2 separate regions of the Homo sapiens genome follow, and region 1 is linked to region 2. A link is an interaction called in ENCODE POLR2A ChIA-PET data of the cell type or tissue named here. Cell type or tissue: PC-3. All regions are shown on one strand. Links, peaks and the distances in the headings refer to the core of each region. The heading gives the core; the rest is flanking DNA.

The links. Peaks named below come from ENCODE experiments on the same cell type or tissue, not always from the same donor. Only the 100,000 strongest peaks of a DNase experiment are listed, where the experiment ranks them.
Region 1: POLR2A ChIA-PET joins it to region 2 with 9 read pairs; 5 of 35 experiments call an interaction of 5 or more read pairs at or near these places.

What each region holds. Positions count from the first base shown.
Region 1 is chr15:62,697,733-62,704,105 of GRCh38, forward strand. It overlaps TLN2 (talin 2), which reads left to right. Exons shown (of 59, transcript NM_015059.3): 15 at 1-136; 16 at 1,022-1,135; 17 at 3,374-3,482; 18 at 4,260-4,468; 19 at 5,034-5,132. Among named protein-coding and RNA genes, the nearest start is that of MGC15885, 56 kb to the left of the region's middle. RefSeq lists an enhancer at 898-1,192. In PC-3, for the core only: no CTCF peak of the experiment used is centred there; no DNase peak of the experiment used is centred there.
Region 2 is chr15:62,602,741-62,609,113 of GRCh38, forward strand. All of the region lies in intron 2 of TLN2 (talin 2), which reads left to right. Among named protein-coding and RNA genes, the nearest start is that of MGC15885, 39 kb to the right of the region's middle. In PC-3, for the core only: no CTCF peak of the experiment used is centred there; DNase peaks (open chromatin) are centred at 1,211 and 3,841; H3K4me3 peaks cover 289 bases; H3K27ac peaks cover 2,541 bases.

The DNA of each region.
Region 1 (6,373 bases), core at 857-5,856, 95 kb after region 2:
GCACGGCTCAGTGGCGCTGCCGGCCGTGATGCGCTCGGGCTCCAGCGGGCCTGAGACCTTCAACGTTGGCAGCATGCCCTCGCCACAGCAGCAGGTCATGGTTGGGCAGATGCACCGAGGCCACATGCCGCCACTGGTGAGGCTTCCTGTGCTCGTCCCCCACTCGTTAGTCTGCTGCCTCCCGCATGCAGGGTGGACACCAGCGGCGGTGATGGGCTGAGTGTTGGAACGCTCTCTATTTCCCGGCTGAACCATGCCTCGTTCAGCTGTGCATTTTTTAAATTGGATGACTCGGATCACTGCCTGTTTAGTATCGGAGGTGTCCTCTGTGACTGGAAAATTAGGGAGCTCTTAACATGACTTGTGTACAGGGACAGAACTCTGCTCCCGTGTCCTGGCAGCATCAAGCTGATTGGGCCAGATACCCCTAGGAAAGTCTGAGAAGTCGACCAGGTTTTTAGTGATTTTGAGGTTTCACGCTGGGAGTCATTGATTCCTTTCCACTGTGCTGGTCTGTCCGGCTCAGTGCCTCTCAGGCCGGCCTTGGGACTCCCTTGCTATTGTGTGAGAACTTTTCGAAAGCTCAGGAACAACACTTGTCTCTGAAAAAGTACATTGACCGTAGATTTAGATGGAGTCCTTAAGTGTCTATCAGGAAGCATTCTCATTTAACACCCACGTGTTTCCTGTGCGTGAGGAGGTCCTCAGTACTCAAAGATTGGATCACCCCAGTTCCCCAGCAAGGACTCTTCTGAGCCTTCTTGTCAGCTAATTAAGCTCTTCACACACTTCTGATTATAATCCCTCCGTGGCAATCACCTTCATTTTGTGTTCTATTAATATAATGCAGTATCTATTTCTGGCCTCCAGGTTGAAATGGGAGATGGTTGAGGCGCTTGTTGAGATGTAGCCTGGGCTGCTTTGTCTTGAGTGCAGAGTTCTGTTTTGCTTTGTTTTGCATAAAGGGCCATGTCGGTCCCAGGCGTGTGGGATGACAGCTTTGTTTCATTTGCCTTTGCAGACCTCAGCCCAGCAGGCCCTGATGGGGACCATCAACACAAGCATGCACGCCGTCCAGCAGGCCCAGGATGATCTCAGTGAGCTCGACTCGCTGCCACCTCTCGGCCAGGATATGGTAAATACTGTTCAGTGGTTTTCATGCCAAGTCTCTGCCCTGGCAGAAAGCAGGGTTATATACTCTGTCGGGATTCATCTAGGTAAATTTCTATCTCTAGGTGAAATGGAAACCCATGATTTTTTCAGGATATTGAGTCTTTGCCTCTCAGTTGCACCCATAGGAGGAGAGAATCATAGGGTACTGCTGGCTGTTGGCAGTACCACGGGTGGGCTGAGAACTTGAACCCTAGGATCCTGTGACCTGGGTTCAAACACCAGCTCCAGTACTGGCTGTGTGAATCTGGGCTACTTGCCTTCTCAATTCCTCCACTTTGTCATCTGTAAATAGAGTTGTTATGAAGATGCAATGATCTAATCACCTGTAGAGTTCTTAGCACAGCCCCTCGCACATAGTAAGAGCTCAGTAAGCATTAGCTGTTTGTTAGTTTTATTGCTACCCGTGGTTCTCAAGCTGTAGCATCCATCAGCATCATCCGAAGGGCCTGTTAAAATGAATGTTGCTGGACTCTTCCTCTATTTTTTTTTTTTTGGATCTTGGGTAGGGCCTGAGATTTTGCATTTGCAACAAGATCTCAGGTGATGCCAACACTGCATGCCTGGGGACTGTGCTTTGAGAAGCACTGGCTTACTACCACTGAGCTTTTCAGCAAGGTAGGGTGATTAACCCAGAGATCTTCCTGTAGCTGCTGCTGCATGAAATCTTCCAACTCCTCACTGCTCAAATCGTGGTCCCAGGACCAGCAGCATTGGCAATTCCTAGGGTCTTGTAAGAGGTGCAGAATCTTGGGCCTTCCCCAGCCTACTCAAACAGAATCTGCATTTTAGCCAAGTTCCCAGCTTCTTTGGGTGACCATTAAAGTTTGAGAAGCACCGGCTAGCGCTGTCATTCTCAACCCTGCTTTGTACGTTAGAATCATCCTAGGAACTTTAAAAACAAAGCCCAAAGCACCAGTTCTGACCAAATAAATCGTTGTTGCTGTGGGTGGAGCCTGAGAATCAGTGGTTTTTATTCTCCCCAGGTGATTCTAATGGCCAGTCAGGGTTGACAACCACTGTTGTAGGACTGACTGGTGCCATCACAGGGGCCAGAACCAAGATACAGTCTGTAGCCTCATCTTGTCCTGCCAGGATAACTGCCCTCCAAGTTCTCCCAGAATGCTGAGTTTTTCATTTGCACAGTTGTGTGCGTGGAGGTTGCTGGTAAACTCAGCGCCATTTCTCCCAGGTACCCAAAAACAATAAACATTTGCTTTGGGGAACTCCAGAGTACAAACATGTATGGCAGACTCCCATATCCAGTATAATTGGTAGAGTTTTAAAATATTTAAGATTTAACATTCCTGCTTCACCAGTTTTCAAAGAATTAGAATGCCATAAATTATTTCTAGTGCTAGTCACATCCTGAACATAGATGAGTATTTTTGGGATGTTTTGGGAAGCAGATGAGCACCTTACTGCAGGGTCATCATTATCAAGATAAATGATCATTTATTAGGTAAGTTCTGAAATGTCAGAAAATAGAGAACTTGCTATTTATAGGTTCAAATAAACGTAAAGTATAAGAGCTGGAAAGGTTTTTAAAAACCATTGAATTTCCATGGTAGAAGAAGTATAAGGCACAGGACCTGCCTATGATTTGCCCGAGGTCCTGTCACCTGCTAGTGGTAGATCTGGATCCAGAACAGGGATCTCAACCCATCCCCTCATCTTACCAGGAAAGGTCTTACCGTCTACATGAGCATGGCCCTTAGTTGTCTTTACGACAATGCACGTTGTAAGCAAGAGGCATTTCCTACATTGACAGAGAACATGTCTAAGTTGAAACACCCTCTTTCTCACCCTGCACCCTGCAAAGCAAGGTGAAAATTAGCAACAACTATTAGTGCTAATGTGCAGTATTATGATGAAACATTGATTTTTCTCTCCTCATTCTTTTTCACTTGAATTTTTCTAAATAAGGCCACGTGGAATTTTTCTCCCTAAGATCTTAAAAGTTAAAAACACAAACAACATAATTAACATAAGACACAAGGGAGAATTTGCACGCCATTGAGTATCTCTTGCTCCTTAAGAGGCCTGTTAAGGATACTGTTTAGGATAACTTAAGGGCCCTGTCGGTGCTGGCCTCATAAGAAGAATGTAGCCAAAATGCTGGTGTGATTTTATGGCGGGGCTTCTCCGGTCTCCTGGGTAATTCTGTGCTGTGATTGTGTTGTGCCGTTGTCTGGCTTTGCAGGCATCTAGGGTATGGGTTCAGAACAAAGTCGACGAATCCAAACACGAAATCCATTCTCAAGTTGATGCTATCACGGCCGGAACGGCTTCAGTTGTTAACCTCACAGCTGGTAAGTCCCGGAGAGATTTGTGCTGCATTGGGGTTTTGTTTAAAAGCTGTGTTTTTTTTTTTAATTTTAAAAAATAAGTTATCTGTTGATTGAAACAATAGACTTTATATTATGAGAGGATAGTCTAAGGCACTTTTAGTGCTGTAGGCATTTTCTCCCAGTGACCCAGGAGAGTGGGAAGGAACATCTCATTGCTTTTTGCCTGTATCATGCATCCTCATTAAAAAGCATCTATTCAGATCTTCTCACGGCTTGTCAGTGTGCCGGACATACTGCAAAGTCTACTGAGGCTACTTTCTGCCTTCTGGGCACCTACAGTTGGAAAATGGTTTTGAATGAACAGACCTGTCATATGTGCCTTTGCCCATGTTGTCCAGCAGTGGTCTCTTCTGGCACAGTGTGGCTCCCAGCCTTTCACTGTCAGAGGAGAGCTGGGAACTTGCTTGTTTCACCCTGCAGCAGCCTTTCAGGAGCAGAGTTGACCCCCTGAGCTGCTGACAGGGGCCTAATGAAAAGGGCTGTGAGATGCCGAGACATCCTCTGGATTTTTAAAGGTGGTTGTACTCAGTATTTCAGTGCATGAGGCCTCCAGGTGAAAGGGCCTTTTTGAAGTCACCTCGGAGACAGGGAGCAGGCCAGCTCACTGTGCTCATGTGAAGCTTGGTGTCTGACTCCTGCAGGATGGTAGGTGAGGAACTCCTGCCAGTGTGGGGTTTTGAAAATTCTCACCAGAACCATGTGCCCTCCTTTGATGGGGATGGTTCTTTTCTGTGCCAGGTGACCCTGCAGACACTGACTACACAGCTGTGGGATGTGCGATCACCACTATTTCTTCCAACCTGACGGAGATGTCCAAGGGTGTGAAGCTATTGGCCGCCCTCATGGATGATGAGGTGGGCAGCGGGGAGGACTTGCTCAGAGCTGCCAGGACCCTCGCTGGGGCGGTGTCAGACTTGCTGAAAGCTGTGCAGCCTACTTCTGGAGAGGTAAGCTCCAGAGGCAAGCAATCACTCAGGTTCTGATGGGACAGCTGCATCCACTGGGGGACCATGGGGCTCTTGCTTCCCGAGCTGTTCCTTGCGTCTTGATGGGGTGTGTTTCTCTCTGCAGGAGTAACTGGAGTTGTGGAACTGGGTGCAGAAGCTCATCCACATTCAGGAGTGGTTGAGCTCTTAGTATAAAGGCCTCCCCCTCAAGGGTACTTGAGTAGATGCAGCTACAGGAACTTAACACACATGACTAATACGCATTTAAGGGGAATAGAAGTTTGCACCCTAATTTCCACAGAATGCATCACCTTCTTACCAAATGAACAAGGCTCACTAATTGGCCATTTCAAATCCATACAACTATATTGCTGGTTTGTGAGACACTGGATGTTTCCTTTCACGGATTTCACCGGGATGTCTTCTATCTGGCAGACCACCTGAGATTCTCACTGTCAGACAAAGGGAGCAAATTCTGTGAGATTCTACTTCCTGTACTTCCATGTCTGATGGCACTGGAGGAAATGCGTTTTCTTTCCAATTAAGGTGTGTTGTTTGTTCACAGCCTCGACAGACAGTTTTGACTGCTGCTGGCAGCATCGGACAAGCCAGTGGGGATCTTCTGAGACAGATTGGAGAGAATGAGACTGATGAGCGATTCCAGGTAAGATATTTGCAGGCTTATAGTCATGGAAAGAAGTCTAAGTGATGGTCTAGACCCGAGCAGGCAGAATGTAATATTTGAAAACTAACTAAATCTTTGAGATAGTCAAGAATGCGATTGAGATGGATTATCTTGGGAGTGAGGTCTTTTTGTGTTACCAAAAAGATTTTTTTTAATAGGAAAACTCATTTCACTGCCACCATGCGTCATCATTGTAAAGCACGTATTTAGCTTTCCTGATTTTTTTTTTTTTTTTAAATTAGAGTCTCACTCTGTTGCCCAGGCTGGAGTGCAGTGGCGTGATCTTGGCTCATTGCAACCTCCATCTCCCGGGTTCAAGCAATTCTCCTGCCTTAACCTCCTGAGTAGCTGGGATTACAGGTGCACGCCACCATGCCCGGCTAATTTTTGTATTTTTAGTAGAGACGGGGTTTCACTATGTTGGTCAGGCTGGTCTCGAACTTTGACCTCGTGATCTGCCCGTCTCGGCCTCCCAAAGTGCTGGGATTACAGGCGTGAGCCACCGCGCCTGGCCGTGATTATTTTTTTTGTTAATGTGCTGGACATTCTTTAATCACAAGAAGGGAGGAAATATTAATAGTGTCATGAACTCCTGGTATCTGTCACCTAACCTCTGTGATCATTAGTTCCTGGCCAGTCTTACTTTATCTGTTCAGGAGGAGGTTTTAATGGCATCATTCTTGAGTCCTCATAAACATGAAGTTTATGTTTACTTCGACACACACACACACACACACGCGCGCACACACACACACACACACACACAGAGAAAGAGAGAGAGAATTTCCTTTGTACTCAGAGGTGGTTTATTTTTTGTGTCTTATCCAAAACCACAAGCGTGGCAGGGAAGTCTTTTTTGTGACCCTTCTTTTTCAATACCAGGGACCTGTGGTGCTTGCCCTCTGGGGAGCGACTGTCACCACTGTCTGCAGTATCACCTCACTGCAGCTCAGAAAGCATCAGACATCTCTGCTCATCTGCCTCCATCCCTGTCCCTCAAAGGGTGGGGCGCAGAGGCCTGCTTCTGGGGTGGTTCAGGCCAGGATGAGCTGCTTACGTGCTGGTGGGCCAGTGCCCTTTACTCCTTCTCCTAAGTCTCTAATTTTGCAAGTAATATATAAATATATCCTAATTAAATTGTTACAGTTCTGGCCCAGGTTCTCTGAAAGATGCCCTTTTCCAAATCCTGTGTCATGTTCACTGTTTAGGAATTCTACAGA
Region 2 (6,373 bases), core at 807-5,806:
GAGAGCTGAGCCTTTATGACCTAATCACTTCCCAAAGGCCCCACCTCCAAATATCACAGTATTGGGGATAAGGTTTCAGCATATGAATTTTGGGGAAACATTCAGTCTATAGCTAGAGGTGTTTGCTTTTTTTTTTTTTTTAAATTTTTATTTTTATTTATTTATTTTTTGAGACTGAGTCTCGCTCTGTTGCCCAGGCTGGAGTGCAGTGGCGCGATCTTGGCTCACTGCAAACTCTGCCTCCCAGGTTCATGCCATTCTCCTGCCTCAGCCTCCCAAGTAGCTGGGACTACAAGCGCCAGCCACCACGCCCGGCTAATTTTTTGCATTTTTAGTAGAGATGGGGTTTCACCGTGTTAGCCAGGATGGTCTCCATCTCCTGACTTCATGATCCACCTGCCTCGGCCTCCCACAGTGCTGGGATTACAGGCGTGAGCCACCGCGCCCGGCCGAGGCGTTTGGTTTTACCCCAGTTCTCTCTCCATCCTGTTTTCTCCTACCCCATAGGTAACAATGGAAAAAATTACGGTTTATCGTTGTAGTGGTTTTTTTTTAAAATGTGTGTAAGCAAATGTGTGCATACTTTTGTATTTGTATCTCCTTCCCTTCTTAGTTAAGCAAGGCATACTCTATGCACGTTTCTCTGCTCTGCTTTTTTCATTTAATTTCCCCTAATTCTTCTTCTGTAGTGGCATAGAGAGAGAGAGAGAGAGAGTCCTCACTCCTTTGTGTATCTGCCTCTTCCTCCATTATGTGGATTTGTTCTCCCTTATTCAACCTGTGCTGAATTGATGGACATTTGGGTAGTTTCCATCTTTTACAATTACAAATAGCTTTGTGGAGAATAGCCTTGATACTCTTAAAATCATTATTCTTTTTTAACCTCATGGAAGTTAAATGTATATACGAGGTGACTCCTTTTGTAAAGACAAAGCAGGATGTCTACAGACTACTGGGATTGAACAGAGCTTTGGAGCAAGAAAGGAAAAGGGAGTCACGTTTGGGAGAAATAGAGAAGGACATTTCGGTGGAATCTGTGTTATGTCTTCAAGTAGCAGTAAATAAGGTTTATAGGAAGGTCTGTTAGATATTTTGATGACCTGTATTGCTAGGCCAAAGGCTATGGATTTTGCAATGTAGGCCAGAAGTTAGCAATCTTTTCTGGCAAAGGACTCAACTACAAATATTTGAGGCTACTGCCTATGTTGCAGCTATTCAACTCTGCTGTTGGCACACAGAAAGCAGGCATAGACAAGTCATAAATGGGTGTGGCTGTGTTCCAATGAAACTTGATTTATGGACACTGAAATCTGAATGTCATATAATTTCTATGTATCATGAAATATAATTCATTTGGTTTTTTTCCTTAACCCTTTAAAATTATAAAAACCATTCTTAGCTTTTGAGCCATAGTTTGTCAACCTGTGCTCTAGGCATTCGGGAGCCATAGAAAATTCTTGCACATATGAGGGAGCTGCTCAAAAGGGTTGTCAAGGCGGGGCATGGTGGCTCTCAACTGTAATTCAGCACTGTGGGAAGCTGAGGTGGGAGGATTACTTGAGCCTAGGAGTTCGAGACCATCCTAGGCAACAAAGTGAAACCCCATTTCTTAAAAACAAAAACAAACAAAAAATACCACACACAAATTAGCTGGGGGTAGTGGGTAGTGACATGCACCTCCCGTCCCAGCCACTTGGGAGACTGAGGTAGAAGATTTGATGGTGCAGTGAGCCATGATTGAGTCACTGCACTCCAGCCTGGGTGACAAAGTGAGACCTTGTCTTAAAAAAAAAAAAAAAAAAAAAAGAAAAGGGTGGGGGGCGATTGTCAACAGTATATTAAAGAGAGCTTCATAAGAGAGAGGGAGCCCAGGTTCAGGAGGGTGTTGGTGGTTGCAGTGTGTAGTTGGAAGGAGGCCGTGGGAGTGGAAAGTGGATTTCTTCTCTTCGTCTTCTTTTTTTTTTTTTTTTAATTATTTGAGATTATGGAACTATTAGGAAGCATGGAGCTCATATTATGCGATAAGGGATTTATATTAATCTCTCAAAGCTGTGTTCTCTGATTTTCCATAGATTATACACAGACGCAAGCCTACCATCCTGTAGCGTGTGGACCTAGGGCAAAATTTTCTCATTATTTGCCGCTGCCGCCGCCTCCTCCTCCTCCTCCTCCTTTCCCCCATTAAGAAACCCAAGACTGAGCCCCATCATAGGTGAACTTTTTGTATCAGCTGTCTTGTATGTCTTGTTTCTTACTACATTTGCAGGCTAACTGTTGAAAAAACAGTATTTTGTTTGTGGGAAGAAAATCAAAGGTGATGTAAATGAAAAGTGCATTTTCATATAATGGAAATTATTAGAGGAACTTTTAAAATGTCACTGCAGATTAATGCAGACAAGGAGCTGAATATATTAGAAAGTAGGTCAAATTTTCTCATGTTTATGAATGAGGTGAATTACAGTGTAGGTTTAAGTTTATAAAATTGGGCAATACTATAGTTTATATGAAATATCCTAGCCTAAATGCTATTATACTAAAATATAATTAAAATAAATTGAGTTTGTTTCCTTATCCTTTGTGTCTGAGTATTTTATACGTAACATTTTACAAATTTAATAAACTAGTAAAAGCGATGAGCTTCTTGTTGTTATTCACATTTCCTGTATTGGACACAGAATCTACTCTAGGGAATTAAAGCTGGAGTCGATTTAATCCATGGGCAAGCGAATCAGGAATCCTTGGCAGTTTGGGAGGAACAGGCTCTGGGCTGAGCTTCCAGTCTACTCCCTATCCCCAGCACCATCTTTTCCTACCAGAACCAGGGAAGTTAGGCTGTGGCTGCTGCTATGAGAGGCTGTTGAATTGAGAATCCGGTACTTGACCTGCCAGCTCAGAACACACGCCTCCTCCATGGGGAGATCTTGCTTCTTGTGGATAACCGTGTGCTCTGCTTTTCTTCCTTGTGACTCGGTTGAACACCAGAGTCACCTATAAGCCCATGTCATTGGTGTATCTAAGTCACGTTGGACACCGTAGCAGCAAAGAGATCTGGGCAATCAATATATGATGTTTAGACCTGCAGCCTCCCCAAGCTGCAAGCGAACTACCCTTCCCATCTTCACGAAATGTCTCTTCAGATGTGCCTGGTACCACAATCAGGGGCAGAAGGGCAGTCTGTCAGAATTTCCCTTCTTTAGATACATTTCATGTGATACATTTTGATAGACTTGTCTAGAGGTAGTAGTGTTACACCAGTGTCACTAGTTAAGTAGTGTTAGTCGATAGTGCTAGTGATGACTGATAGAACTTAATAAGAAGACAGTGTTTACCATTTCAAAAAGATTTTTTTTTTGTTTTTTGAGACGGAGTCTCACTCTGTCGCCCAGGCTGGAGTGCAGTGGTGTAATCTCAGCTCACTGCAACCTCCGCCTCCCAGGTTCAAGCAATTTTCCTGCCTCAGCCTCCCATGCAGCTGGGACTATAGGCACCCACCACCATGCTTGGCTAATTTTTTTTTTTTTTTGTATTTTTAGTAGAGACAGGGTTTCCCCTGTTGGTCAGGCTGGTCTCGAATTCCTGACCTCAGGCGATCCACCCACCTCAGCCTCCCAAAGCGCTGGGATTACAGGCGTGAACCACCACGCCTGGCCCCAAAAGATATTTTTTTTAGGTTGAAATTATTGTAAATAATACCAGGAAAGGAATGCCTGTGGTTTAACAGTAAAAAAGTTTAGCGATGATAGAATCCAGCTAGGCCTAATAGTATTTGATTTCCCCCATGGAGGATGATGAGTCAGAACATGGTCCTGGTCATCCATTACTGAAGCTTTTATTGTGCTAACCCAAGTATAAGGTCAGCGATACAGCATTCCTTCACCCCAGTATTGCTGGCTGACTTCCTAACCACCAGACACTGCCTTTTTTCATCTGGATAAGTACAGTCATTCACAAGTAACTGGGAACAATACTTCAAATAGAAGGCCATTGATTTTGAAATTGGGCAGACTTGGGTTGAAGCCCTGACTCCTACCACTTTAATAGCTGTGTAGATTGTAGTGTCAGTCTTTCTATAGCTGTGTCATCTGCCGTGTAGTGTGGAGTGAAGTGAATAGCACCCTCCTCGCAGTGTTTGTTGTAAGGTGATGCTCAGCGCAGGCTTGGCACAGAGCAAGTGCTCCACGGTGGGCCACTGTTGTTGTGTGGTCCCTATCACCACCTCCGCCGCTGCCACCATCATCATCCTCCTCCTCACCATCACCACCACCGCTGCCTGTAGTCTTCCGCCCCTTCCTCATCTCCGGATGAGTTTTCCATATGGTTGGGCCACTCATGCCTCTTCACAGCAGTAATTTTCTCGCCCGTGATCCTGGGTCCCTTGGATGTTACTTCCTTTTTGAGCTTGTGGGGCTTGCTCCTGCCCTTCAAGCACCCTTGGCTTCCTATTAGACTTTCTCTTTCCTCTGGGGAAAAGATCTCTCTTCATGCTTAATAGGCATCAGAGCAGCCTTGGGTCACAGAAGTCATGGTAGCTTTCTATTTGTCATCCTGACAACAAGGCCTCTCTGAGGCTTGAAAGGATGATGCTAGCCCACCCGCACCACCTCCCTTCTTAATTAGATTACTGATTCCATTTCCCTGATGGTTTTAAGCTAAAAGAGCTTTATTCTGTTGCCTTTGGATTGTTCTTTCTTGACTCCATCTCTCCTTTGATTTGCAGCAATACCTGAAGTAAAGTGGATGACAGTAGTTGGGAGCATATTGGCTGCTATTCTTTAGCAAAGCCTCCAGAATGGGTGTATCATAATGGAGTTTAGAGAAAATATAAGGAATAATAAACGAAACGTCCAAAAGGATCCCTCCTTTCAAACTGTCATGTACCAAGTGAGTTTCTGTAGAAGGGGCCCTTTTGGTTTTTAGCTGTGATTTTGTCTTCATTCCTTAGGGTTTATTTGACCCCTGTGTGGAAAAGGCCCGATTTCCCCACTTCCCCGCTCTTTTTTGTGTGTGTGTGCACAAGTCCATGTATGTGTATGTATGCACATACACCTCTCTTTCTGAGTTCACCATCCACATGCCATGGGGAGTGCACCCACACATTAGTGGAACTGAGTCATGCTGTGGCATGCAGCAGCCAGCTGTGGTGTAACTGCTGCCTGCTTGACTGTGAACAAGTGTTTCCCTTCTTTGCTAATGTCTAACCTCAAGGACCTTGAATTTGAGCTGCCAATTATTTTATGCAGACTCTCTCTGACATTTTTGTTAGGCTTTTGCGAAGGACATGTGTTGTATCTTTAATACTTTGGCGTATCTGAAGATTTGAGTTTGTGAAATATTAAGTTGGTCTACTACCCCCATCCCCCCACCCCACCCCTGCATCTAATTGACTCTAATTGACATTCATTTATTCAACAAACATTTATTGAGCATCTACAAAGTGCCAGGCAGTCTGCTGGATGTTGGCAGCATTGTTGGAAAAGGAAAATATGTTTATATCGTTGGTGCAGAGGGTTTAAGACAGAGAGTTAGGGTTGATAAATGGATTTTGGAATATCTAATAAGGGGTGGGGGTGGTGTTAGACTTCTCCCTAAGAATAGTGGGCATCCATTATAGGATTTAAGTGTGGTGAGCTGTAGTCAGATTTGAATTTTCAGAAGTCCACTGGCTGGGATGTGGAGAGTACACTGAAGAGCGTAAGAAGAGATGTGAGGATCCTAGCTGGGAAGCTGTTGCAGGAATTTGAGCAGGAGATGATGGGATGGCAGTGTCGTAGAGTAGGAGGAAAGCACAGGTTTGAGAGTGATTTAGGAGTTAACATTGGTGTCAAGGATGACTCTCCGTTTCTGGTGTTGGGAGGTGGGTGGATTGTGAAGTTACTGAGATCAGCGACACAGGAGGGAAGCAGGTTGGGAAGACACGGGGACAAGGGAGAGGTGATGAGTTTATTTTTGAATAAGAGGAATTTGCTATGCTTGTGAAAGACCTTAGGGAGGTCGGGGGTAGACTTGGATAAGGGGTGCAAGGGAGAGATCTGGCTTCTGTGCAGAACTGGTGAATGCAAGTCCTGAGGGTACATGGGATGGACCAGCAGGAGTGGGGGACTAGGAGAGAACTTGAGGAGATTATTTCTAAACGAAGGAGAGCCTGTGGGATTAGGGGTGGAGTGGTGCTGGGGCCGGACAGAAGTCAGAGGAGGGATAAGATGGGTAATAGGAGGTCTGTTTGGGTAGAGAATTCCCGTAGGCATTGAGGCTGTGCAAGGGAGCATAGAGGCCGGGCACTAGCCTGGAGAGTTTGTGGGCTTGTGATGGTGGTGGTGGTGGGGTTACGTTAGGGATAGATGAAGAAACAAAAATGAACGTTCCCCCTGGGCCT